5 separate regions of the Mus musculus genome follow, and regions 2, 3, 4 and 5 are each linked to region 1. A link is a loop called in an ENCODE intact Hi-C map of the cell type or tissue named here. Cell type or tissue: left cerebral cortex. All regions are shown on one strand.

Region 1 (5,000 bases):
GGATCACAAGTAGAACTGGTTTGGCTTGGGTTCAGAGATGAGCTCAAGTTAACAGTATTCCTGTGCTTATGTGACATATTAGCAGCAATGGTCTGCTTAAAGTCCTCACTTTATTTTGAGACAGTCTCACAGAGTCCTGGCTGACCTTGAACTCACTACTTTGAAAATAACATTGAATTCTAATTGTCCTGCCTGCACCCTCCACCTCTCCAGGGCTGAGATTAGAGGTGTGCCCCCCCCCACCCCCCTCTCTTTTATTCACTGTAATCCCTGTCCACTGAGATCCTTTCTCCCCACAGGTGTTTATTTGGAGGGCTGAGGATTAGCGTGGTGCCAAGCACTTTACCCACTGAGCTACACCCCCAACCCAACTTGGTGGTGATTGTTCTGAGGCGCTGGGATTAAACCCAGGACCTCCCCCGTGATAGGTAAACCCTTTCGTGACCTGTCCTATCCCTTAGATGTCACAGGCAAGCCATATGACGCACTGAGGCACCGGGTCCACAAAGATCCAAGGTCCACAGGTGCTGGCGCCTTTCAAAGGAAATGGTGTAAGAAACTGAGTCTGAGTGCGCATCTCTGTAACTGCCACACTTTGAACCGGACACAGGAGGCTCGGCTGTTCAAGGCCAGCCAGGGACACATGAAGCCCTGACTTTAAATAAATAGGCAATTAAATAAAGGAGAATAGCATGGTATTTGCTAATAACTTGTGACTATCCTTCCCTATACTTTTTCTAAAAATATGCAAAGAAGGCATGGTGAGTGCAAACGTGGACAGCTGTTCAGGGAGGAATAAAATCTCTCCACATGTTCAGCAGAGATGAAATCTTTTTTCCCCCAAATTATTTTCAATCTTCAACGGGTTTAACCTGTAACTAGAGGCCATGGACTCAGATCCCGTCGTGGTAAGAACAAAGCCCAAACAAGCTCAGCCTGAAAGATGGGAGAAGGTTTGTTACTCGCTGCAGGCAAGGAGAGTCGAGGGAGGGGAGTTACTGAAAAGCGAGGTCCCCAGGAACAAAGGAAGCGTGAGGACCACGTTCAAGGAGTCTATACATATTCATGTAGGGGCTGGCCTATAATAAATATGCAAGAGCAAGGAGCACAATTCCGAGCATGCCCAGTTGGGGAGTACACCTCTGAGCATGCTCAATGACGGAGGCCATTTCTGAGCATGCTCAGTTAAGAAATACACGTTTAGGCATACTCCGTGTAAGGTTGTGACCGCATGTTTGAAAAAATTTAAAGAGATAGACAGGAATGACTCTGAGCATGCTCAGTTTGCGCCATGACGGTTTACCTGAAAAGAAAGGAAAGGACACAATATAAGCCGCCTAATACCGTAGTTGCCCTTGGAAGTGCCTGCTAACAAATGATGCAGTGCTCAGGGCTATGGAGGGTGGATTTATATCTGACTCTTCGTTTGTGTACCTGAAAAATGGATATTGTCACTTTGCGTGAATTGTGCTCTACTTTGTTTTGTTGCTGTGGGCTTGAAGGGGGAGGGTTTTTCTGTGCTGCTGGAAATGGAATTTAGGACCCTGTACATGCTAGATGTTCTACCGCTGAGCTACAGCCTTAGCCCTCTGTGTTGTTGGTTTTTTTTTTTTTTTAACTTTAATGTAGATGTGAGAGCCATGGAATATACATCGTACATGCATAGCTGAATTTTCACAAAGTGAAGCCTGTCTATGACGCAGAGGCCTTGCTCCAGAAAGAGACCATAATCTGAGCAGGGCGATGCACACCTGGAATCCCAACACTTGGGAGGCTGAGGCTGGAGGATTGCTGTGAGCTTGAGCTAGTTTACATAGTAAGCTGCAGACCAGCCTGTGTTACAAAGTGAGATCCTGTCTCAAACAAACAAACAGAAGCACAAACCAGGATGGGCAGAGAGCGTCCATTAATGCCTGTACCTATAATCCACTCTTTTCCCTAGTTCCATGGCATTCCAAGATATCTGAACTTCCCCCATACACACACACACACACACACTGCCCCCTACAGGACTGAAAATTAAAGGGTCCACAAGGCCCCACAGGTTATACAGGTAGTAATAATTTCTGGGGGAGCACCCTGTCCAGCCAGCTAAGCTGCTTGCCAGTCGCCAAGGAAGCTTCAAGATGCAGTTTTCATGTTTTGGGTGATACAGCTGCTTTGGAGTCACCCCTGCTCCCAAAAATAACCCCTGCCCCATATGCCTCTAAGTAAGCCAGATCAGCTCACTGGTCCACTAAACTAGACTTGGGTGGGGGTTTTCTTTTCTTTTTTTTTTTTCAGTCTTTTGTGGAAACAGCTATACTGGCTGGTTTTGTGTGTGTGTGTGTGTGTGTGTGTGTGTGTGTGTGTGTGTGTCAACTTGACACAAGCTAGAGTCATCAGAGAGGAAGGAGCCTCCCTTGAGGAAATGCCTTCACGAGATCCAGCTGTGAGGCATTTTCTCAATTAGTGATAATGGGGGAACAGCTCAGCCCATGGTGGTCCTGGGTTTTATAAGAAAGCAAGCTAAACAAGGCATGGGAAGCAAGCCAGTAAGCAGCATCCCTCCATGACCTCTGCATCAGCTCCTGCCTCCAAGGTTCCTGCCCTGCTTGAGTCCCTGTCCTGACTTCCTTCATGATGGACTGTGATCTGGAAGCGTAAGCCACATGAACCCTTTCTTCTCAAACTTGTTTTTTGGTCATAATGTTTTCTTCACAGCAATAGAAACACGAAGACAACAGCTTGTTCTGAAAATCCCTCTGGTCCTCAGAAACTGCACTTTTGCTAGACATTGAACCAAGTTAATAATGTGCTTTGAGCCGGGCATGGTGGCACATGCCTTTAATCCCAGCACTCAGGAGGCAGAGGCAGGCAGATCTCTGAGTTCGAGGCCAGCCTGGTCTACAGAGTGAGTTCCAGGACAGCCAGGGCTACACAGAGAAACCCTGTCTCGTAAAACAAAACAAAACAAAACAAAACAAAAACAAACAAAACAAAACAAAAAAGTGCTTTGAGACCATTTAAAACTATGTAGTCAGTGAAATGGCTCAACAAGTAAGAGCACTGGCTGCTCTTCCGAAGGTCCTGAGTTCAAATCCCAGCAACCACATGGTGGCTCACAACCATCCATAATGAGATCTGACCCTCTCTTCTGGTGTGTCTAAAGACAACTACAGTGTACTTATATAAATCTTTTTTTTTTTTTAACTACGTAGTCAACCTGCTACTCAAACTATATACTCAGCCTGTTTCCGTTTAATTTGCTTTTAAGAAAACAGTGGAGATTTAGCTCAGTGGTAGAGTACTTCCCTAGCAAGCCCAAGGCTCTGGGTTCAGCCCTCAGCTCCAGGAAAAAACAAACATAATAATGTCCCTTAAAGGCCTGTACAACATGCCTGGCTCAACTTTTTTTTTTTTTTTTTGGTTTTGTTGTTGTTGTTTTGTTTTGTTTTTTTCTTGTTTTTCTTTTCTATTTTTTTATTTGTTTTGTTTTGTTTTGTTTTGTTTTCCAGACAGGGTTTCTGTGTGTAGCCCTGGCTGTCTTGGAACTCACTCTGTAGACCAGGCGGGCCTTGAACTCAGAGATTTGCCTGCCTCTGCCTCCCGAGTGCTGGGATTAAAGTCAACTTTTTTTTTTTTTTTTGGAGACAGGGTCTTAGGTTAATTAATGCAGCCCAGGCCTGCCTTGAACTAACGGCAATCCTCCTGCCTTCTAGTCTTCTGAGTTCTGGAATTATAATGTTCACCACACATCCAGCTTTAAATGAGGCTTTACTGGGCCACAAACAAACAATGTTCTCATAAGAGTTCCCAGACTGGGGCTGGCGAGATGGCTCAGTGGTTAAGAGCGCCGACTGTTCTTCCAAAGGTCCCGAGTTCAAATCCCAGCAACCACATGGTGGCTCACAACCATCTGTAACGAAATTTGATGCCCTCTTCTGGAGTATCTGAGGACAGCTACAGTGTACTTACATATAATAAATAAATAAATCTTAAAAAAAAAAAAAGAGTTCCCAGACTGTCTTTGAGGAAGCAAGTGGAGGCAGGGGAATTGAGAGCTTGAGTCCAGCCTGCCAAGTTGGACTACAAGGCCCATTCGAAAAAACCACAAACAAGCCAGGCATAGTTGCACATGCCTTTAACCTCAGCACTTGGGAGGCAGAGGCAGTCAGGACAGGCATATTAGCAGTTGTCTTTGGCCGCCCACCCACCCAGGTGTATTGGTGGCAGTAGTCCTTGGCTCAGGATTTCTGCAGAAGTCCCATCAAAGTCGTTGGCATTTGTCAGGTGGATTTGCTCCTGAATTTGGGGTCATTTGTTTAGCTGGCAGGAAGGGCTTCCTGTTGCCATGGCAGGAAGACCATATAGCAATCAGAGCTGAACATGCAGGAAAGTCCGACAATTATTTATTTATTGGCAGCACTGGGAATTGAACCCTGGACTTGGTGCATGATAGGCAAGTGCTCTACCACTGAGCCCTATCTCCAGTCCTCCTTTGTAACCAATGAATGAAGCAGGTGACAACACCTGCCTTTCACTAAAGATGGAATGCAAGGCTGGAAAATTTGGCCTTTTAAATTTTTTAATAAGTCTCAAAGCAGGGCGTGCTTAATTTTCCCAGTAATAAATTGTGATGATACATGAGCCACATTGTCTGCCAGAGCTCATTACTCAGTGTCCAGATCGTCACTGGGGGCTGGAAGTACAGGCAGTCTACCCAACAGCACAGCCCTCTGCAAGAAAGCAGATATTTGATCTTTTTTTTAAAAAGTGTCCTAGAAATGGCAGGAACCTTCTCCAAATGCAAATTTCCAAACATCCTAAGTCAGGGGCTGTTATGTGACTTGTCCTGGGGACACATGGGCAAATGTCTGGTCAGCCCAAGGGGTGGCACCAGTGAACACCTGTGCCGATGTCAAGTTAAGACATCAGAAAGGATCTTTCTCTTGGAATATTTTTTTTTTTAAGATTTCTTTATTATTATACATAAGTACACTCTAGTTGTCTTCAGACGC
Region 2 (5,000 bases), 430 kb before region 1:
CTGTGTCCTTGGCCTCAAAGGACAATGGAATAAGTGATAATTTGATAGACACTCCTTGAGTGATTCATATTGAAAGAAGTAGACAAAGCTAATGAGCCAGATTAAAAGAGATAGATGCAAAATGAAGGCAGACACACCAGGCTTACACTGTGCTTTTAGGTCCCTGGGGGCCTGAATGAGAAGTCAGTGGTTTTTAGGACTATCAGGGGGCTTTTCCCCTCTTTTTATGGATGTGTACGTGTGTTCATGTGTGTGCAGTTGCATGCTCATATCATGTTTCAGAACCAACCATTCTTCCCTGTGGGTACTTTGAAAGCCAAAGGTAAAGATGTAAATGAGCCAGCAATTCTTGTGTTACTGCCTGCCGTGCCTGTGCTACCTTTGAAGTGTACAAAGAAACTTATTTTCTTTCCTTAAAAGCAGGCATTTTAGAAAATAAGGCATTTGACAAGAGTCTGGGAGAAATGTGACCTATCACGAATTACCACAAGTAAACACATGCCCATATCACAACACAGCAACTGGGAATGCAAAGAGATTACGATCATGTATCAGTGCCCAGAATTCTCCATGTTTCTTTCCAAGAACAAGGTCATCTTATTTCTAGCCACTTCTTTTTAATTTCTCGATAAAATTGTTTTAAGATTAAGACTGTGTTTGTGTCCCTTTTTGTCTTTACTCAAGGAGGAGGTTATATCAATGGCCAGGGAAAGAGAATTGGGCACGAGGTGTTCTTTCCTGTACCTGTTAGTGTTTGAATTCAATTGCTCATATTGAGAACCCCCAAAATTGAAGTACTGCAGTTTATGTGAACTGCTAGAACAATTGATAACAGCCAGGCATGGCAGCACAGGTCTTTAATCCCAACACTCTGGAGGCAGAACAGATGGATCTCTCTGACTTTGAGGCCAGCCTGGTCTACACAGTTTCAGGTCAAACAAGTCTATATAATGAGACCTTGTCTCAGAAAGCAAGCAAGCGAGGGAGGGAGGGAGGGAGAGAGAGAGGGAGGGGGAAAGGGAGAGAGAGAGGAGAGGAGAGGAGAGGAGAGGAGAGGAGAGGAGAGGAGAGGAGAGGAGAGGAGAGGAGAGGAGAGGAGAGAGTTTGGGTGATGGTGGCACACCCCTTTAATCCCAAGGAGATCTCTGTGAGTTTGAGGCCAGCCTGTTCTGCTACACAAAAAAACCCTGTCTCAAAAAATACCAAAATTTGATAATAAATGACAACCACTTAACTATATTTTATATTTATGTACATATATACATACATACATACATAGAAGGTTTAAGATATATCGGAGATAAATGCTTTTATTTCTTCAACAGGACAAGCATATCATGTGTTGTAACACAACTAGGGCTTGAATTGATCCCAAGTGTTAAAGGTTGTTTATCCTGACTCACATTAGATAAGATAGCACTCATAGAATCTGTTATTTTTTATTTTATTTTAAAAGGCATTTCATATAATATATTTGTATCATATCCTTTCCCATCCTCCAAATCCTCCCTACCCAAATTCACATTCTCTCTCCCTCCTTCCCCTCCCTCTCAACTTTGTCTCTTTCTGTCTCTCTCAAAAAAAGAAAAGAAAACTAAAACAAACAAAAACTAAGTAAATAAGATAAGTAACAACAAAAAGACAAGGTACCCGTACAAAAAGCTGTTTGGGCGTTGATGCTTCTGATAAGGTGACCAAGTATCTCATATCTCCTTTGACCAAAAATAGCTTTTACTTATGTCAACTTTTTATGTAATCTGAAGCTTATATTTTGAGATCCTAAATTTAATGTTACCCTTTTACACAGTGGATTTTAGCAGTCACTGATAATTCCTATTAAATTAGGAGTCTCATCCATTGGCACTTGCATCTTGATGCAACCTTTTGATATGTGGAAATAATTTAGAGTTGAAATCAGTCACTCTAGACAAGTATACATACCTGGCTGTTTCTAATATTTTCTTGTTGCCTTTATTTTAGGAAAAACCAACCTGAAATACCTAGTAGAAAACAATTGGAAAGAAAAGCTTTGTTACATTTTAACATGGAACAGCTCTGTAAAGTGCTTGCTTCTTTAGAGCTCTGGCCAGCAGAGGGCAGTATATCACCGCAACACAGTTCTTTTTTTTTTTTTTTTTTTTTAAATAATTTGCTTAGTTTCCAGCTGGAAATGACTGCAGTACAGGCTAGGGGAAATTTTTTTTTTTAATATTGAGGGTTTTGTCCTTTTAAGCTCTAAGAAATCTATAAATTTACTTTTTCTAGTGCATGAAAACCACTTTAAAAGTGATAAAGTGAAAATAATTTTAAAACAACAAATTCTCTCAAGATGAAAGCCCAGTGCCACTCATCAGCCATGAATAGGATAAATCATTTAAGGCTTGGCTTTGTCTTATTTTGTTTTAATGATTATCATGAGTCACGTTTGTGAAATATTCATGACTCTAATTATCCTGGAGGTTAAAAGAAAGTCTGGCAAGCTGAGTGTGGTGGGGCACACCTTTATTCCCTGCACTCGGGAGACAGATGGATCTATGTGAAGCTAGCCTGGCTTCTAGGACAACCCAAGCCACATAGTGAGATCCTACACCCACTGAAATGAGAAAAAGGAAAAAGAAAAAAAAAACAGTCTAACATTTTAGCATGGGACAATTTTGTGGTCACCTTGTGGGATTTAACTTCTAAAATAAAATTATAGCAGCTAATGGATACAGTTTGAAAAGTCAAGTAATGCTAAAGGGCTTATAATGAAAATAGTTAACAAATGTATTTTATAGTACATTTTATCCTCTGAAGAAAGTACTAGAAGCGATGCCCTTTCTCCTCCACTGTCCTCCCTTCTTCCAGTAGCAGGCCAACTATGCCGATACTTCCTCCTCGAAGTGCCTCGCAGCTTAGCTCTCTACATCAGGGGCACATCCAGGGTTTTATCCCCGAGAACGTGTGCTTTGTCACTAAAGCTTCAGTCACCACCTTCCATCCTGCATGGATCTCTCACATGAGTACACAACTCCCTCATCCCTCCTCACAAACAAAAGAGCTGGCAAGAACATACTGTTTTCATTTTCATCTACCACATTTCTTTGAATATGCTTTCACTTTTGATGACCTGACTAGGCTTTTATATTTTTTTCCCTTTAGTGCAGTAAAATGGCTCTCTCCCTAGGGATTAATAAGGTATGTGTAGCTTAGAGTCCACTGTTTCCTCAGCAACATTCCTCAAAGGAAAGAGAATTATGCTTTGCAAAGAGACCTCACATGTCCAAGTGCTGGAAGTGTGGAACTGCTTTGGTTCCTTCTCATACCAAATGTATCACAAAGCTGGCCCTTTGTAATTTTCATCTATGAATATCTCTTTCTGTGCTTCTAGAACAGCAATCTAGCTTGGCAAGAAAGCTAGAAGAAAAGCCTAATCCTGCTAGCTCTAGAAGTTTATTTGCTCCTTAGAGCTAGGTATTGTCACTAACATCTATAGTACCACAGCCTGAAAGGATGTAGAAAAATGGTCCTTTCAGAAGGTTAAGGGAGCAGCCCCCACGCCTCTAGGCTGTACCCATCACTCAAGGTTTCACTATTATGAGGGTCATAAATATCCAATCATTGGATCAGGAGACTCACTTGCTACTTGACTATCTTCTCTTCCTAGTTGCCACACATACTTGGAACCATGTAATCTTTACCCACAAGATCTGACCCCATGTGTCCTGTGTTTTTCAAGCCTTGCTGGCCACAAAGGGGAAGTGAATATAAGCATGCATGCAAACCTGTCAGTTCCCTTTGCAGCCAGCTCAATGTCTTCGCTTAAAAATATAGAGGAAACGGTGTTTTTCTTCTGAGTACAGACTGAATTTCCCCATACAGATGAGCATTTCTGCTTCTGACAGATGGAGAGGGGGTGTGGAAAAGAAGAGCGCATGCAGTTATGAGAAAAGGGTCTTAAAAGAGAAAGTAGGGACACAGAGACAAAACTGAACTGGGGAAGAGAAAGGTGCTACTGAGTACAGGAAAGAAAAACAGCAGGAGGGAGTGTCCGGGGTGCTAAGAACATCTCATTTGGAGGACAGCAGTAAGAGGCAGGAAGGAAACAGAGAAAGGAACTGCTATTAAATGACTCTTTGTAAAGTCTATGCCAGCAGGATTAGCAGAAGGCATGAAGAACTTTGATCTAGAAACTTGCAGTTGGCCAATATTTGAAAATAGGGTAGACTGGCCATGATGGTATTCACTTAGAATCCCTGAACTTGGAAGACTCCGTCACTAGAATAGCATGTTGAACACCAGCCTGGGCTATGTAAAGAGTTCCTGCCTCCAAAAGAACAAAAGCAAAAATAACACAGCAGAGGGCAGAACTCTAGGGAAGTGACCTTGTTGCTATTTTCCATTGCAATATGAAGACTAGTTCAGCGATCCAGATTATACAGAAAAGTCAAGGCTCAGATACATATTAATGTATCTTTTGGCATCTGCCCAGATACCCTCACAGTCTTTGCTTGCTGAGCCTTAGAGTATGGCCTGGCTAGCATAAAGCAGAATCTATCTGCTACATCTCCAGAAGCTAGGATTCAGTTCGCTTTGTGAGTTTCTTCTAGAGTTGGCCCACAGTCACTTTCATTGTATACCTCTCTAGATCTCATGTTTACCCTCAGCTTCCAGCTGTGTATTTCTGCCTTTCCCCTGGTATTTGGCTATTTGGATAACTTACCAAATATTTTCTGATTGCTGGGTACCTCAGGATCATTCAGCCCTCTTAACAACTCTGAGTGAGGTCCAGCAATTACTCATGTTTTTCTCTGTAAGAGAAAGAACGTGTCCGAGGCAACTTATAAATGATGGAGCAAATATTTGAACTCAGGCAGTCTTTTAGCCTGTCTATTTTGCTAGCTCTCTGTTCATTCTTTACTGAAGTGTTATTAAGCTCTAAGTTGCATTTGGCCTCACCAGGCTTCTTCCCATGGTCATATCAATAAGTCACATATTGTACTCCATATCCATTGGCCAAA
Region 3 (5,000 bases), 120 kb before region 1:
CGTGGTTACTCAAAGCTAGATGACAGCACCTGCCGCGAGGCCCCGCACCTCCTTGGTATTATTATGGTATTAGCTCTGCCTTATCCGGGGGCGGGCAGAGTAATGAGATGCAATGCTGCAATTGCAGCCCTGATCCAGCAGTTTTGATTCTTCCCTACAGCTACAAGCAATGGCTTCCATCACTGCTCCCCCCGCCCCCAGCTGGAAGGCAGTAAAGTAAACAGGAAGTGGCCGTTTCTCCAAGGGGGCTGTATGGGACTTCAGCTGTGGGGGTTTCTTATCTGAGCTGGGAACCATTCAGATTGGGGCGTGGCTCTGCGCAGTCACTGCTTGGCGCTCTTGCGCGCTTGCTCTCTCTCGTTCCCCCTCCCATCTCTTCCCCTCCCCCCTCCCTATCTCTCTTTCCTTCTCCCATTGCCTTCTCCCCTCCTCCTCTCTCCCCCAGTAGCTTTCTATTAAGGGTGATTACTTTACTATGCCTCGGGGATTTGTGTTGAGAGTTAGAATTTAGGTTGAAGCCCGGCATCCTGGTTGCAAACTAACATTAAGCCTTCGGTGTGATTGGAAGTTGTTAAACAAGCACAGGCACCGGTAGCCAGAGTTGGGGGGGAGGGGCATCTCTTTGTTCCGTTGGTCTTACTTCTTTGTTTTGTTTTGTGTAACATTGTCTTGTTCAAGACAAGGTCTCATCCTGCTGCAGTGATAACTATCAGTAATTCTCCTTGTTGTGTTTTATACAAATAAAGAGAAAAGGAATATGTCTGGTGAATGTGCAGTCAGGTATGGGGGGAGGGGGTGCCTCTGCGGGCCCATGCTGAGGCATCCCTTCCCCCTAAGGGACCAGCCACACTAACGACAGTATAGTATAGAATAGAGTATATTCAGGGCATGGGGAGGCGAGTTGAGAGGGTAGTAGAGACAGAGAAGGGCAGAGAGAGTAGAGGAGTAGAGTAGAGGTCGGCCATGAGCACGTGGACGGGGGTATGGAGTAAGAGCAAGAAGGCGAGAGGGAGGGGGTGAGAGAGAGGGAGGGAGAGAGAGAGAAGGGGGACAAGCATCCCCTTTTATAGTGAGTCTGGCACACCTGGCTATTGTCGGGTAACTGTCGGGCGGAACCTAGATAAAATGCTACAGACACTTCTGCGACGAGGGATTTGTTTTATAGCGGTGATGTGATGGGGACTGGACCGAGGGTCTTGGGTGTAAGAACGGAATAGTGGAATTGAGCAGCTGCTCACATTGCCTGCAGCAGCCCTCCCCCATGCAATCACAGACAAGCACTCCACTGAGATAGTGTCTGCAAACCTCTAGCTCACAGACTTCCAGGTGCCAGCGTTTCTAACCTGGGCAAGTGAGCTTACATCAAAGGCCCGGTTGGTGGCTATACATGCTGTTACGCCCCCCCCCCCGCGCGCCCGCCCCCTCACTGCCTTCTCCCTGGGAATGAGAGCCTGGCCTGCCTCTCCACCTAAGAGGCACACAGGTCCACTTCTGCCACATAGGCCCCTGATTCTTCTCCTCCAAATCCTTGCCGTTCCTGTTTTCTGTCCGTGGCGTTAATAACTCTTCTAATAAATACATCCCTTACTCGCAGCAGCCTGTCTCTGTATCACTTTGAGCCCCACATCCGAATATTTTTGGTGGGTATGATGTCAAGCTCTCCACTACTAAGCTACACCCCAATTTTCGTTTTCAGTGTGTTCTATTTTAATTTTTATTGTATTTATTCATTGATTCGGTGTCCTGCGCACGCGTATACGTGCGCGCGTGTTCATGCCTGTGGAGGTCAAAAAATAAATGGCAGGGAGATGGTTCTTTCCCTCCACCATGTGGACGGGTCCTAAGATGGAACTCAGTTCCCTAAGCTTAGCATCTGGAGAGCACTTTTACCGGCTAGATTCAGCTGGCCCCGAGTTTTTTGGATTTTGGTTTTAAACAGAATGAAACTTCACTGTTTTGAGCTCCACTGTCTTTGACCTGTAAAACTGCAGTTTATTTCTGTGCCCTGCCCCCCACCCCCCAACCCCGTTCCTTTGGGAATAAATCAGAATGCCACTGTGGTCTTTTCTTTGTCCCTGGGCTCATCACCAGATTGAGTAAAGCTGCCTAGTGTGCCTGCCTCCTTGTCAGACAAACAGCAGAAGGGTGAGCACTAACTTCACGCACCGGAGTATGCATTTGGTTTTTTTCTGTGAAGAACAGCAGATTCACTGTTCCCGCCGGACAGCCACTACAGGCTCCTGGGTCAAAGGCCTCCCTCCCTAGCTTCCTGGAATTGTGGTAGGTGGGCAGATGGTGTTTCTTCATCTGTGGTTCTGGAATTGAAGCTTTTTTTTTTTTTTTTTAAGCTAATGGCTTAATGGCTTCCTCATGGGCTTCCACCCAAATCCTTGCTAAATTTTGCTCGGCCTTTCTGTCTTTTTCTTGAGTGTCTCTCGGGCAGCTCTCTCAGTTGTGAATAAATAAGGTTCACCTCTGCCCTTTGCTTTCCCCAGAGCCAGATGAATCACCGGGCTTCTCCACTTCCCTCTCTCAGAAGCCAGTGAGAGTGGCTGGAGGGGCTCTGCTCCAGGAAAGCTCCAGCCAGCCCCTCGGCTTCCCAGAACAAAGAAATTCCAGAGCCAGTGGGGAGAGGGGAGCTTTGTTCTCAGCAGGAAGAAACCAAAGAACTTCCTGAGGGGGGCTAAAATTGCCTGTGTTCTGAGGAACTGTGAAAAAAGACTTCAGCTTCTCGTTACTTTTAGATTGAGAGAGAGCCTGAGCTCTTTACAGCCCTGAGCTAGCCAGGTTCAGCACCTGTCCTCTATAAGCCAACTTAACCAACAAGTAGTAGTGAAACACACAAAAGGATTTAGTTAGTGGGACCACATTGCTAAGAACAGTGATCCAGTAACAACTCCCAAGCCCATTTTCAGGGTCCTAACTTGAGGGTTAGAGTCTTTTATTCCCAATTCCATATACATATATGATGCACTTTGATATCTCACACAAACACACCTCCCACTTCCTCCACTAAACCCATTTCTTTTCCAGAACTCCGCCTCCTATTTTCATGACTTTTGTTTGTTTGTTTCAGGCCACTGCATTTAATTAGAGTCGCCCACCTGAGTGTGTGTGTGTGTGTGTGTGTGTGTGTGTGTGTGTGTGCAGGCGCACACTCCAGCATCTCCAGAAGACAAGCTGCCACTCTACCTGGCACCAAAGTCCCAGCTTTTTCCTTCACCCAGCATGAGACTCCTGGGGAAGTTTCCATGTCTTGGGCTCCATTGTCTCAACAGTCTAATTGGCAAAGGGAAGAAAGCAGGTGTTGTTTCTTTTGAGGCAGGGGTTCACTGTATAGACCTGGCTGGCCTGTAACTCTCTTTGTAGACCAGGCTGACCTCAAACTCACAGAACTCCCACCTCTGCCTCCCAGCTGCTAAGATTAAAGGCTTGAGCTACCACCTTTAACTCTGACTCTGCTTTTTAGAATATCTTTATGCAGATCAGGATTGTTATAACCTCTGTGGATTCACTGGGTCCAGCCACACGTCACCCCCCACCCCCAGTCCATTCCCTGAAGATGGAGCTTGTTTGAGGAAAGAATTTGAACCAGAGGGAAAACTCCAGTAAAGTTCAAGGTATGTTGTGAATTTGCTCTGGGCTTGCTTAGGAGCCATCCAGGCCTCCGGCCTCCATTGGGAGCCTCAAAAATTGACCTCAAAAAGTGTAACATCACAAACCTTCCTGAAGCTCAGGCCTAACTATGCTCCTTCCTTCCCAGCAGAATAGCCTTTGCCACCCAGGTACCCCATCTGTTGGAAAACCCCACCCCTAGCTCACAGAACAGCAATGGCTTGTGCTGTAAGATCAAGAATTGTCAAATGGACCTCATAAAATTGCAAAGCTTCTGTAAGGCCAAATACACTGTCACTAAGACAAAAAGGCCACCAACAGATTGGGAAAGGATTTTTACCAATCCTAAATCTGATAGGGGACTAATATCCAAATATACAAGAGCTCAAAAAGCTGGACTCCAAAAATTTAAATAACCCCTTTTAAAAATGGGGTACAGAGCTAAACAAAGAATTCTCAACTGAGGAATACTGAATAGCTGAGAAGCACGTGAAAAATTGTTCAGCATCCTTAATCATCAGGGAAATGCAAATCAAAACAACCCTGAGATTCCACCTCACACCAGTCAGAATGGCTAAGATCAAAAACTCAGGTGACAGCAGATGCTGGCGTGGATGTGGAGAAAGAGGAACACTCTTCCATTGCTGGTGGGATTGCAAGCTTGTACAACCACTCTGGAAGTCAGTCTGGCCATTCCTCAGAAAATTGGACATAGTATTACCGGAAGATCCAGCAATACCTCTCTCTTGGGCATATATCCAGAAGATGTCCCAACCGGTAAGAAGGACACATGCTCCACTATGTTCATAGCAGCCTTATTTATAATATCCAGAAGCTGGAAAGAAGCCTGATGTCCCTCAACAGAGGAATGGATACAGAAAATGTGATACATTTACACAATGGAGTACTACTCAGCTATTAAAAACAATGAATTTATGAAATTCTTGGGCAAATGGATGGATCTGGAGGATATCATACTTAGTGAGGTAACCCAATCACAAAAGAACACACATGATATGCACTCACTGATAAGTGAATATTAGCCCAGAAACTTAGATTACCCAAGATACAATTTGTAAAACACAAGAAAATTAAGAAGAAAGAAGATCAACATGTGGATACTTCATTCCTCCTTAGAATAGGGAACAAAATACCCATGGAAGGAGTTACAGAGACAAAGTTTGGAGCTAAGACGAAAGGATGGACCATCCAGAGACTACCCCACCCAGGGATCCATCCCATAATCAGCCACCAAACCCAGACACTATTGCATATGCCAGCAAGATTTTGCTCAAAGGACCCTGATATAGCTGTCTCATGTGAGGCTATGCCAGTGCCTGGCAAATACAGAAGTGGATGCTCACAGTCATCTATAGGATGGAACA
Region 4 (5,000 bases), 51 kb before region 1:
GATCTCCTGGAACTGGAGTTACACAGGCATGACCTGCCACGTGGGTGCTGGGAATTGAACCCAGTCCTCTTAACGGATGAGCCATCTCTCTAGTCTACGTAGGTTTTTTTTTTTAATCATTTGACATTAATCGAAGCAACAAAGTTGCCAAATGCACTGTTGGTACTCATTACAAACTTGAACCACTCCGAATTCCTAAGCTTTCGAAGTTAAATCCACTACCAACTTATGAAAGGCTCTTGGAAATATAATTTCCAATATAGTTCAACAATAGTATCATTTTAGTATAAGTATCATTTAGAATGGAAAATGTTACCAGTGTCCCTTAAGTTACAATGTGTCACAACATGGAAGATTTACTGTAGCAGGTCATAGGTCAGGCAGAAGGCACCAGACCCTCATCTCCTTGGCCTCTAAATCTAGAAATGGAGTCTCGATTAAGTAATCAGAAACCAGGCCTGACCAATCTCCCAATTTTACTTCGATGGCAGCAACAAGTTATCTGTTGCCATATTCTGGGCATTTTGCCTCTAGAGGATCCCAGAGTGGGCCATCACTCGCAAGGCGCGTGGTCCTCCCTTGCGCCCAGGTAAAGGGCGGGCGTGCCCGGCTCGGGCCGCGCGGTCGTTTCCTGGAGCCTAAGGCTGAGCAAGGGCCGCGCCGGGTGGCTCGCGTCACCGCCAAGCCCGGCGCAAGTGCGCACGCAGCGGCCCTGGCCTCCCTCCCCCTCCTCCCCCCGCCCAATCCGCCCTGAAATTTCTGCGTCACAAAACTTTCCACTCGGGAACCGCGGCCTCCCCTGCCGCGACGCACCGGGCCGGCGGGGCCGAAGCAACCCAGCTGGCTTGCAGGCGAACCCGCTGGCGGGCAGACCCGGGGGGATGGGGATGGGGGTGGGGGGGCGACCGCGCAGCACCGCCGGCCTGCGCCACACAAAGGAGGCCGCCGCCATTAGCCCGCGCAGAGGCCAGCCCCCCTCCCGCGGCGCCCCCTCCCACATTCCAGCGCCGCGGGGCCACTCGGCCAGCCCGCGCGCCGCCGCCAGCTCCCTAATTTCCAAACCACAGCCACTGGGGCCATGGAAGCCCAAAGCCCCGGAAATCCGGGGCCAAAACCATCCACCCGGGCCCCGCCACGCCACGCGGGGCAATCTCCCCCCCCCGACCGCCCCGATCCCCACCTGCGGGTCACTAATCAACCAGGGGACGCGCGTGCGCCCGAATGCGCGCGCCCCCTCCCCCTCCGCTCGCCTGCGCACAGACACAAAAGCCGCCATTGTGCTCGGGCCAGGGACAATACCGCGCACCGAGCCGAGCCGGAGGAATCACCGGCTCTAGCACTCCCCCCGCAAGCATCCAGTCCCTCCAGAGCCCCTAGCCACTGGCCACCCGCCGGCCCGAGCCGTCCAGGGAGACGGGAAGGCAAAAAGCAGAACTTAAAGAGCTGCGCCACAAGGCAGGCTAGGGCAGGGGGCAAAGTGATGCAGCGACCCCCGCGGCTCAGGCTCACCTGCTGGTCCAGCCCGAGCGCATTTTCCACTGCCACATGACTCATCCCTGAAGAGTACCGAGAAATCGGAGTCTTCCGCTGCTGAGCAAAGGCTGCCTCTACCGCAAAGGCCCTCTCACGGGAGAACTGCGGCTTTGAAGCGCACCGCGCGGCCACCGACCTTATATACCGACTCGGAGGACTGCTACGTCAGCACGTAAGACGTGTGCCCTCCTCTCCCGGGCGGCCGGCCACTGCCGTTAGGAGCTCTGCCTGCTTACGGTGCGTTGCTCGGCTGAGTCCCGTGAGATTTCCTAATCAGTCCAGTTACCCGCGTCCTCGTCGGCTCATAAAGAAGCCTTGGGTATATGTGGTTCTGGTTCTCCTGGGTTTGCTATCCCCTGGTCTCCACCGGTCCCCTAATCTTACTGTTTTCTCGAGATCTCGCGAGAAATGATTGCTGACCGTCCTCTAGCCTTAAGGCCCTAAGCTTTAAACTAGGTTGATTGGCTGCTCCTCCCCTGTGTACCCAGTTTTCGTCCTTCTTTCTAGCACTCGTCCCTTCCTCTCCGTCCCCGGGCGTGGAGATGATGCAGTGGGCTTTGTCTGGCCTAACTAATGAGCCCTGGCTCTGCGTGGAGGGCAGTGGGATCACGTGACCGTGGGTGTCCAGCAAGGTGGCCATCTTGTGAAGAAGGGAAACTCGCTTGACTAGTGCTGGGAATGGGAGGGAGGGACGGGAAAACTGCGGGAGGGCGGGGAGGAGAAAGGGGGAAGGGAACTAGAAATGAGAAGCAGAAAGGTGGAAGGCTGCATGGTGACCCGAGTCCATCTGAGCAGGGACTGTAGGGGATGTGCGGGTTGCTGTAGGCTTCAGATCGCCGTTGCCTATAGATAGCATCACTCCCACAGCCCCACTCTGAAGGAACAATAAAACTATCTCACGCGAATCTAGAGCCGGCAATCCAGGACCCTCCCGGGACCCGGAGCCTCTCTCGTTTGTGAAAGAGTCACTTATTGTAGGCCCCTGTGTCCTTCCGCGTGGCATTCCTGGCACCAGCCTGTGGCTGTTGGCACAGTAAGGGACCCCAGGGAGGCGAGAATGTGTGACTGGACACAACCTGTGTCTCCCTGACCGAGATAACTTGCCTCAGGCCTCTCTCTCCACTAGACAGAATATGGAGGAAAAAGGGGTCTGTCATCAAACGGGCCGATTCTGGTGGACCCCGCTTCTAGGCGGACCACCCCCCAAGACTCAGCTTCAAAAACACATACCCTTAAACAACAAAACCAAAAGAATATATTGAGCCCTCAGCTTTTAGGCAATGGCAGCACACAAGTTACCTAAAAGATACTCCTTTCTGACCCTCAGTTTCACAAATAAAACACAGGACTCAGCACCCCCCCCACCTCAACCCCAAACCCAACCCCCCCACCAGGGGCCTTCTGCTGCCAGAATTCAAACAATTACTTCTCATCACATAGTTTACTGTACAAACTCTTCTACTTTTCCAGTTTGTAAAATTGAAACTGAACTTTTAAAGAGATACGGAAACAATAAAACAATCCCTAGGCAAGTTGCTTTTCGGCTTTTGTTCTCAATTTTCCTCCTCTATAAAAGAGACCACTAGACTTCAAACCCCTGTTGTTTTTACTATTCATTTTGTGTAACAATTGAATGTTGCTTTTCAGTTAATGATGGCAGCTACATTTGAAGCCAACCTAGATGATGATGTGGTTTTGTGTCTACATGGGTATCCAGTGGACCAATTCTCTCATATATGGAATTGATCTAGCACGCCTGGCTCTGTTGACCACATACCAGTAGTCCTCAGCAGTATTAGCACCCTCAGATGCACATATTTCCATAGTGCCCCTTTGAAAACCATTAGACCCAAGGATTCCTATCGTCCTGTGGTGGTTTGAAGAATGAGCCAGCGCACGTATGCATGCGCGCTTGCGCACAAGCAGGCGCGTGCGCCCGCGCGAGCGCGCGCACACAGACACACACCCTCCCACTCCCCCATTCAGGTTTGAATACTTGGTCCTGAGTTGCTAGAACTGTCTAGGGAGAATTAGGACGTATGGCCTTGTTGAAGGAGGTGTGTCACTGGAAGTGAGTTTTGAAGTCTCAAAAGACTCCTGGATCCCAGTCCTCTTTGTGTGTGTGTGTGTGTGTGTCCCCACCTTCTGCTAGTGGTTCAAGATGTGAGCTCTCAGCTGTCCTGCCATCATATATTCTAAGCCTCTGAAAGCATAAACCCAACTGAATGCTTTATTTTATACGTTGCTTTGACCATGGTGTTTTGTCGCAGCAAATCCAAAGAAACTAAGATGGGTTCCTTTCTGCTATGAGATTTGAGGATTCACAAAGCACAGTAGTGAGATATGTTTTTAGTTTTGTTTTAGATTCCTTTTCACATAAATCTAGACAAATAGGAGTCTGTTGTTCAAGAGCTGGAGATTCTGAGCATCACTCCAATTGCTTGCCACGGGGAGGTTAACTGACAACCTGCTTCTGGGCTGTTTTACTTATGTAGACTATATCCACAGGGCACTGTCAGGGGGAATCCCTGCCCCCATCAAATATGCAGCAGGTTCCTATTTTCAATTAGCCCTGCTTCGTATACTTAATTCAAATGACTAGGGTGTTTTGTTAATAAGTTATTGTTGAAATACCAAACGTACAGGAAATTCAGTGTTGGAAAAATGGCTTAGTGGTTAAAAGCCATGCACTGTTCTTTCAAAGGACCCAAGTTACATTTCCAGCACCCACCTCAGGCTGTTTACAACCTCCTGTAACTGGCGCCAGGGGATCTGATACCGTTTTGGCCTCCATAGGCACCTGTAGACATAAACATACGTACACACATAAATAAATTTTAAAAAATCTTTTTTAAATGTACAAAAAAATGGAAAAACAAAAAAGATTCGTCTTCCAACGTATTCACTCTGAAAAGGAATAGTGTGCAGGCTTAGAGCAGCTAAACCTCCCCCCCCCCCCAATGACTGGTCTATTAAGGAGCAATTTACATCTTTTACTGTAAGTAGCTTTCTTAGTGTTCTATTGCTGTGAAGAAACACTATGACCACGGCAACTTTTATAAAAGAATGCATTTAATTGGGGCTGGCTTAAAGTTTCAGAGGCTTAATCCATTATCATCATGGTAGGCAGCATGGCGGCGCAGAGGCAGGCATGGTGCTGGAGAAGCTGAGAGCTCTGCGTTATGATGTTATGATCTGAAGGCAGCAGGGAAAGAACTGGGGTTGACTTTTTTTATTATTTCTTTATTTATTATATTTAAATACACTGTAGCTGTCTTCAGACACTTCAGAAGAGGGAGTCAGATCTTGTTATGGAAGATTGTGAGCTACCATGTGGTTGCTGGGATTTGAACTCAGGACCTTTGGAAGAATAGTCACTGCTCTTAACCACTGAGCCATCTCTCCAGCCCTGGGCTTGACTTTTGAAACCTCAAATGGACACAGAGTTACACACTTCCTTCAACAAG
Region 5 (5,000 bases), 280 kb before region 1:
CAAGCATGAGAACCTGGCTCTGATTCCCAGCACCCATAGAAAAAGCCAGGCATGGTGACAAAGCCTTGTAATCCCACTGCTGGAGAGGCAGAAACATGAATTCTGGGGCTCGGCTAGCCTCCCAACCTAGCTGAATTGGAATACCTCAGGGCTCAGTGAGAGACCCTATCTCAAAAGAGAAAGTAAACAGCTACTGAGGAGCTTGAGCGTGACCTTTGGCCTCCACTCGTGTACACATACACACACACACACACACACACTACACTGTTGTGAGTGACTCTCCTCCAAGCCAAGCAGCCACCATCTTGAGGAGTTCAGCTGTTCCCTCTTGGAAAAGAATTGCATTAGCTGGGCTTGTTGACTATTTGCACCCACTCATGAGGGAGTGGAGGATGTCACAACCCCTCACCTAAGTATCAGCCACTCTACCACCTATTTATGCAAGCATCTTAATTGCATGTGGCAGCAGGGAGAGGCTAGACTGGCTATATAAGCTGGGAAGACTAGTGAAGAGGGCACCATGACTGAAGCTTGTGGCCCCTCCTCAAAGCCATACACCCCCAGAGGGGCCAACTCAATTCTGATGAGCTATTGAAAGAAAATGGAGAAAAACAGCCTGCTGAGACCTCACAAGTGGCTTGTGATTGTGGGGGAATAAACTGAGGCTGGAGGTGGGGAAGCAGAGACCACACAAGGCAGGCTCACCACAAATTAACAGTTTTCACAGAATTTGCCCTAGAATGAGCTTGAATAATACAAATGTTCACTCTCTTTTAGGGTGGTGCTAACAGACGTGATGATGGCGACACATCTGAACCTAATACCTAGGGTCTGTATGCTTCCTTTTATATAGCATGTATCTCAGTTAGAAAAAGTCAAACTCAACAGCTGTGATCACTTTTGCAGCTACCCTCAATAATCATTTGACAAAATCTAACGCTGAGTCCTAATCTGAAAAGGATCTAGTCAAAGCATAAGACAAATATCCTTAGCAGCTAAAGAAGAGCTGTTTCATAGTCTACATAAGCCTGAGGACCTCAGCCCAGGTCCCTAGCACCCAAGTAAATGAGCCAGAGACAGCAGCACGACACAGGCCTGTAATCCCAGAACTGTGGTGATGGTGGGGACAGAAGGATCCCCAGAGCACACTGGCCAGCCAGTCTAGCACAATTGATGAGCTCCAGATTCACTAACGGACCATCTTTTTAAAACATGAGAAAAGCAATCAGAGAGGACACGTCAAGCTCCGTCCTCCACATGCTCAAGAACACATACCTACATAGGAACTCACACATGCAGGTGCACATCACACATGAATAAATGCACTCATGCATGCACAAACACAAAGAGAAATGAACAATGGAGGGAAGGATTGATTGAACTGGGGCCAGGATGATGCCAAGGGCAGGGAGGAAACTTGGAAGAGTTCTCCTCCAGGGGCACTTGCCTCTTCCACAAAAAGGTTGTTGTTGGATACAAATGAAGCTGAAGTAGGTCCGTGTTCTCTTCACATCTGCTCCAGCCCTGACATTTGGTTCAGATGAGCCCATGCTTAAGGTGCTTTCACAGAAGAGAATTTCATTCCTCGGTGAAGAGAAGTCACATCACCCTAGGCTTCAAATAGTTTCTTCAGATAATTTGGTTGGTCTGAGGTACTAGCACGATGGCTCAGCAAGTAAAGGGCTTGCCCTCAAGCCTAGCGACATGAGTTCAATCCCTAGAACTCCCATAGTAAAAGGAAAGAGCTGACTCCTGAAAGTTGTCCTCGAAATATTTTAAAACTAACTAGAACTGTGAAGAGAAAGTAGAAAAGTAAATGAATACATTTACATACTAATATCAATTGTATCTTGTTTGACTTTTCACTCTATATACAATTAAATACTTTATAATGCTAACACAGAAGTGGGGAAGGAGATAGCATTAACTCGGCTTATGCTTTACATTGTCAAGGTCAGGAATTTAATAATTTTTGTATGTCAAAGATGCTAGTTAAGAGCAAGTATTTCCCAGAATTCTAAGACATAATGCCTGGTTCAGAATTCAAACACTAGCCTGATTTAACGGAGCTGTGTCTGTCTCTCTCTCTGTGTGTGTGTGTGTGTGTGTGTGTGTAAAATTAATTTAGCCAAAACTGGGGAGACAGAATTCCTCCATCTGCCTCTGCTTTGCCCGTATAGCAATGTTACAATTTATAGAAAAGATGAAGAAAAAAAACAGAAAATATGAATATTTAGATTTAGCTGTGGGCGCAGGTTCCCAGACAGGGAGATACTCATTTTCCTGGCACCCTGGATCTTAGGGTGGACTATTTTCATTCCCAGCATGGTATTTCCTGTAGAGAGATGGAGCTGAGGAAAAAAAGATATTTTTTTTAAAAACAGACTCTTATTCGTAGACTCTTTTTTAAAAAACAGACTCATTACGTAATCATGAAAGCAAAATTAAGAGGTTATAACTTCCAAGCTGAGGTCAAACAATACAAAAGCACAGATCATAGAGGAAAGGGTTAATTAACTCAACTTTGAATTTAGGATCTTAAGAATTAAAATAGAAGCCAGGCACCACCACGCACCCCAGGCTGAGAAAGGAAAATCAATAGTCCAAGGCATAGAGAACTCAGGGCCAGGTTGGGCTACACTAGATCCTGTGCCAAAAGGAAAAAGAGAATTCAAATGGATTTGTCAAAAACAAAAAAGAACCAAAACCAGACTTAAGGCCCCCGTTTCAGTCCTCAGCAGCAGGGGGTGGGGTTGGGAACCCAGCTGGAAAGAGAAGCCCTAGAACAGACCTGGAATCTTTTCAACACCTTCCAACCCTGTAAACAAATCTTTCCAAAGTGGAAGCCATGAGATCTGTTCTTTACTTCCCTGGCAGTAAACAACAGACAGGGTCTGTGACCCATAGCTTCTGCCCCTGTGGGGCACCTGAACTCAGAATAAAGAAGCCCGTGAGCTTTATGCTCAAGGTGGCAGTAGAGGCTTGCAGCTGTCAGACAGAGGTGACAGGCTCTGACTCCACCTGACTGCAGTGGCCTTGGGGCTTCACTGGAGGGATCCAACAAAACACTTGGAGCTGTTTGGTTTGTTTTCCTTCACTATGGAACATCTGGTCTACCCTCGGTTCTTTAAGCTCCCCTAAAACTTTTTCCCTATAATGCTGAGGATAGAACCCAGGGCTTTGTGCATATTAGACACCTAATAAATTTGAAACTTCTCTTTACAAAGGACAGAGAGCATTCCCTAAAAACCACAACCAAGCAAAATGACTGGAGCCCAGTCCCAACTGATATATCTTCAAAACAACTTGTGCACCTAAGGCTCAGGGAACGTTGTGGAAGAAGAGACAGAAAGATTGTAAGAACCAGAGGATCAGAGAGTTTCTGGTGAGATTCTGTCTCTTAATAATTTCAGAAGCTACACACATAAAGTCTCACCAACATGACTGCCCAATTATGAGCTGAACAAGGATAATACCAATAACCATGCCAAATTGGATGAAGAAAAGTCCATGACGCTTCAATCCCACACAAAGAACTACAGGCAACTGAAGAATGTTCAGAGTGAAAAAATAGTCTTCTCCAGGGAAGGGCACACCAATCACTTATCTAATACCAAGTAGTCAACTTTGTATATATAATATGTATAACAATATAATAATATATATAAACAACTAATACAAAAAGAGGCCATGGATTTGAAAGACAGGAGGAAAGGGTATATGGGAGAGTTTGGAGGGAGGAAGGGAAGGGAGGCATGATGCAATTGTACTATAATGCCAAAATTAGAGAAATAAATACATAAAATACTCAAAATTTTACCCAAAAGTTGCAAGGGGCCCTGGGAACTTTTTTGAGCTCAGCGGGTAAAGCACTTGGCACATGAGCAAGGTGACCTGAATTCAGATCCACAGCACCTCACATACGAGGCCAGGCATGATGACATTCTACTGGAAATTCACATAAGGAGGAGGCAGAAACGGATAAATTCTGGGAGTGAGCACTCACTTGCTCACCAGCTCAGCTACTTGGCAAGCTCCAGGTTCAGTAGAAGACTTTGTCTTAATAAATAAATAAATAAATAAATAAATAAATAAATAAATAAATAAGTAAAGTGAGGACATTGACTTCTGGCCTCGATGCACAAGTACATGTAGTGCCACAAGTGTGTACACATATGAACATATACACACATATACTCGTGCATACACAAAAGAAGATAGGTAAATGAATACTTAGAAAACAAAAAAGTTAGCCGGGCAGTGGTGGTGCACGCCTTTAATCCCAGCACTTGGGAGGCAGAGGCAGGTGGATTTCTGAGTTCGAGGCCAGCCTGGTGTACAGACTGAGTTCCAGGACAGCCAGGGCTATACAGAGAAACCTTGTCTCGGGGAAAAAACAAAACAAAACAAAACAAAACAAAAAAGTTGCATGCACACTTGTAGCAAATTTCTATAGCCCTATGTTGCTAGGCATCCATTGTGAATATAGGTTGTAGCTTCTTATCCCAACAGTTTAGTCACCCTTGATGGCACTTCCACCTTCAGATCTTCTCAATTACTTGTCTTCATTGCAAAGAGGGGTGGGTATTTGTTTGTAAAGGGGAAGACAGGAGAAAAAGGTTTGGGGTGAAAGCAGAAGAGATGATGTTTGCTCTTGAAGTGTTTAGTACCATATTAGTTCTTTTTCTCATTGCTTTGACCATATACACGGCAAGAGGCAGTGTAAGGGAAGAAAGGTGTGGCAAGAGTTTAAGACAGCTAGCCATACAACTTTGGCAATCAGAAAGCAGGGGGGGGGCAGTATATAACCCCCAAGCCTCACCCCCAGAGCAGGCCACTTCCTCCAGCCAGGACCCAACTCCTTTGAATTCCATAACCTCTGCCAAAAGCACCAGAAGCAAGGGACCACTTTTCAGGGGATGTCCCACCCTTAGCAAGAATGACAGTGTTTCCCCAGCTCACAGCTTCCTACTCAAGGAAATGCTTCAACTCAGGCAGAT

The links. Hi-C counts contacts between places; a loop is a spot of excess contacts. Peaks named below come from ENCODE experiments on the same cell type or tissue, not always from the same donor. Only the 100,000 strongest peaks of a DNase experiment are listed, where the experiment ranks them.
Region 2: it touches region 1 in a loop (8-fold over the local background); 36 of 42 quality-filtered maps call a loop at or near these places.
Region 3: a loop joins it to region 1, with 2.1 times the contacts of the local background. A loop is called at or near these places in 13 of 42 quality-filtered maps.
Region 4: a loop joins it to region 1, with 8 times the contacts of the local background. A loop is called at or near these places in 22 of 42 quality-filtered maps.
Region 5: a loop joins it to region 1, with 2.5 times the contacts of the local background. A loop is called at or near these places in 10 of 42 quality-filtered maps.

What each region holds. Positions count from the first base shown.
Region 1 is chrX:13,227,004-13,232,003 of GRCm38, reverse strand. No RefSeq gene overlaps it. Among named protein-coding and RNA genes, the nearest start is that of 2010308F09Rik, 18 kb to the left of the region's middle. In left cerebral cortex, CTCF peaks have their summits at 1,132 and 2,030 (motif pointing left); DNase peaks (open chromatin) are centred at 1,163, 1,705 and 1,998; H3K4me3 peaks cover 1,236 bases; H3K27ac peaks cover 912 bases.
Region 2 is chrX:13,654,034-13,659,033 of GRCm38, reverse strand. All of the region lies in intron 5 of Cask (calcium/calmodulin-dependent serine protein kinase (MAGUK family)), which reads left to right. It also overlaps a transcript of Gpr82 not described here. Among named protein-coding and RNA genes, the nearest start is that of Gpr82, 4.8 kb to the left of the region's middle. In left cerebral cortex, CTCF peaks have their summits at 2,084 (motif pointing right) and 3,719; DNase peaks (open chromatin) are centred at 2,093, 2,990, 3,324 and 3,916; H3K27ac peaks cover 2,583 bases.
Region 3 is chrX:13,342,440-13,347,439 of GRCm38, reverse strand. Gm34661 (a long non-coding RNA gene) reads left to right here. Exons shown (of 3, transcript XR_386903.3): 1 at 1-55; 2 at 3,470-3,620; 3 at 3,767-3,894. Among named protein-coding and RNA genes, the nearest start is that of Gm34661, 2.8 kb to the left of the region's middle. In left cerebral cortex, no CTCF peak of the experiment used is centred here; DNase peaks (open chromatin) are centred at 1,180, 1,734, 2,180, 2,451 and 2 more places; H3K4me3 peaks cover 1,551 bases; H3K27ac peaks cover 1,482 bases.
Region 4 is chrX:13,277,667-13,282,666 of GRCm38, reverse strand. Ddx3x (DEAD box helicase 3, X-linked) reads right to left here and starts at 1,645. Exons shown (of 17, transcript NM_010028.3): 1 at 1,510-1,645. The coding sequence starts at 1,554. In left cerebral cortex, no CTCF peak of the experiment used is centred here; DNase peaks (open chromatin) are centred at 1,245, 1,748, 2,063, 2,468 and 2 more places; H3K4me3 peaks cover 2,820 bases; H3K27ac peaks cover 2,507 bases.
Region 5 is chrX:13,511,318-13,516,317 of GRCm38, reverse strand. No RefSeq gene overlaps it. Among named protein-coding and RNA genes, the nearest start is that of Nyx, 53 kb to the right of the region's middle. In left cerebral cortex, a CTCF peak has its summit at 2,977; DNase peaks (open chromatin) are centred at 2,189, 2,678 and 2,936; H3K27ac peaks cover 737 bases.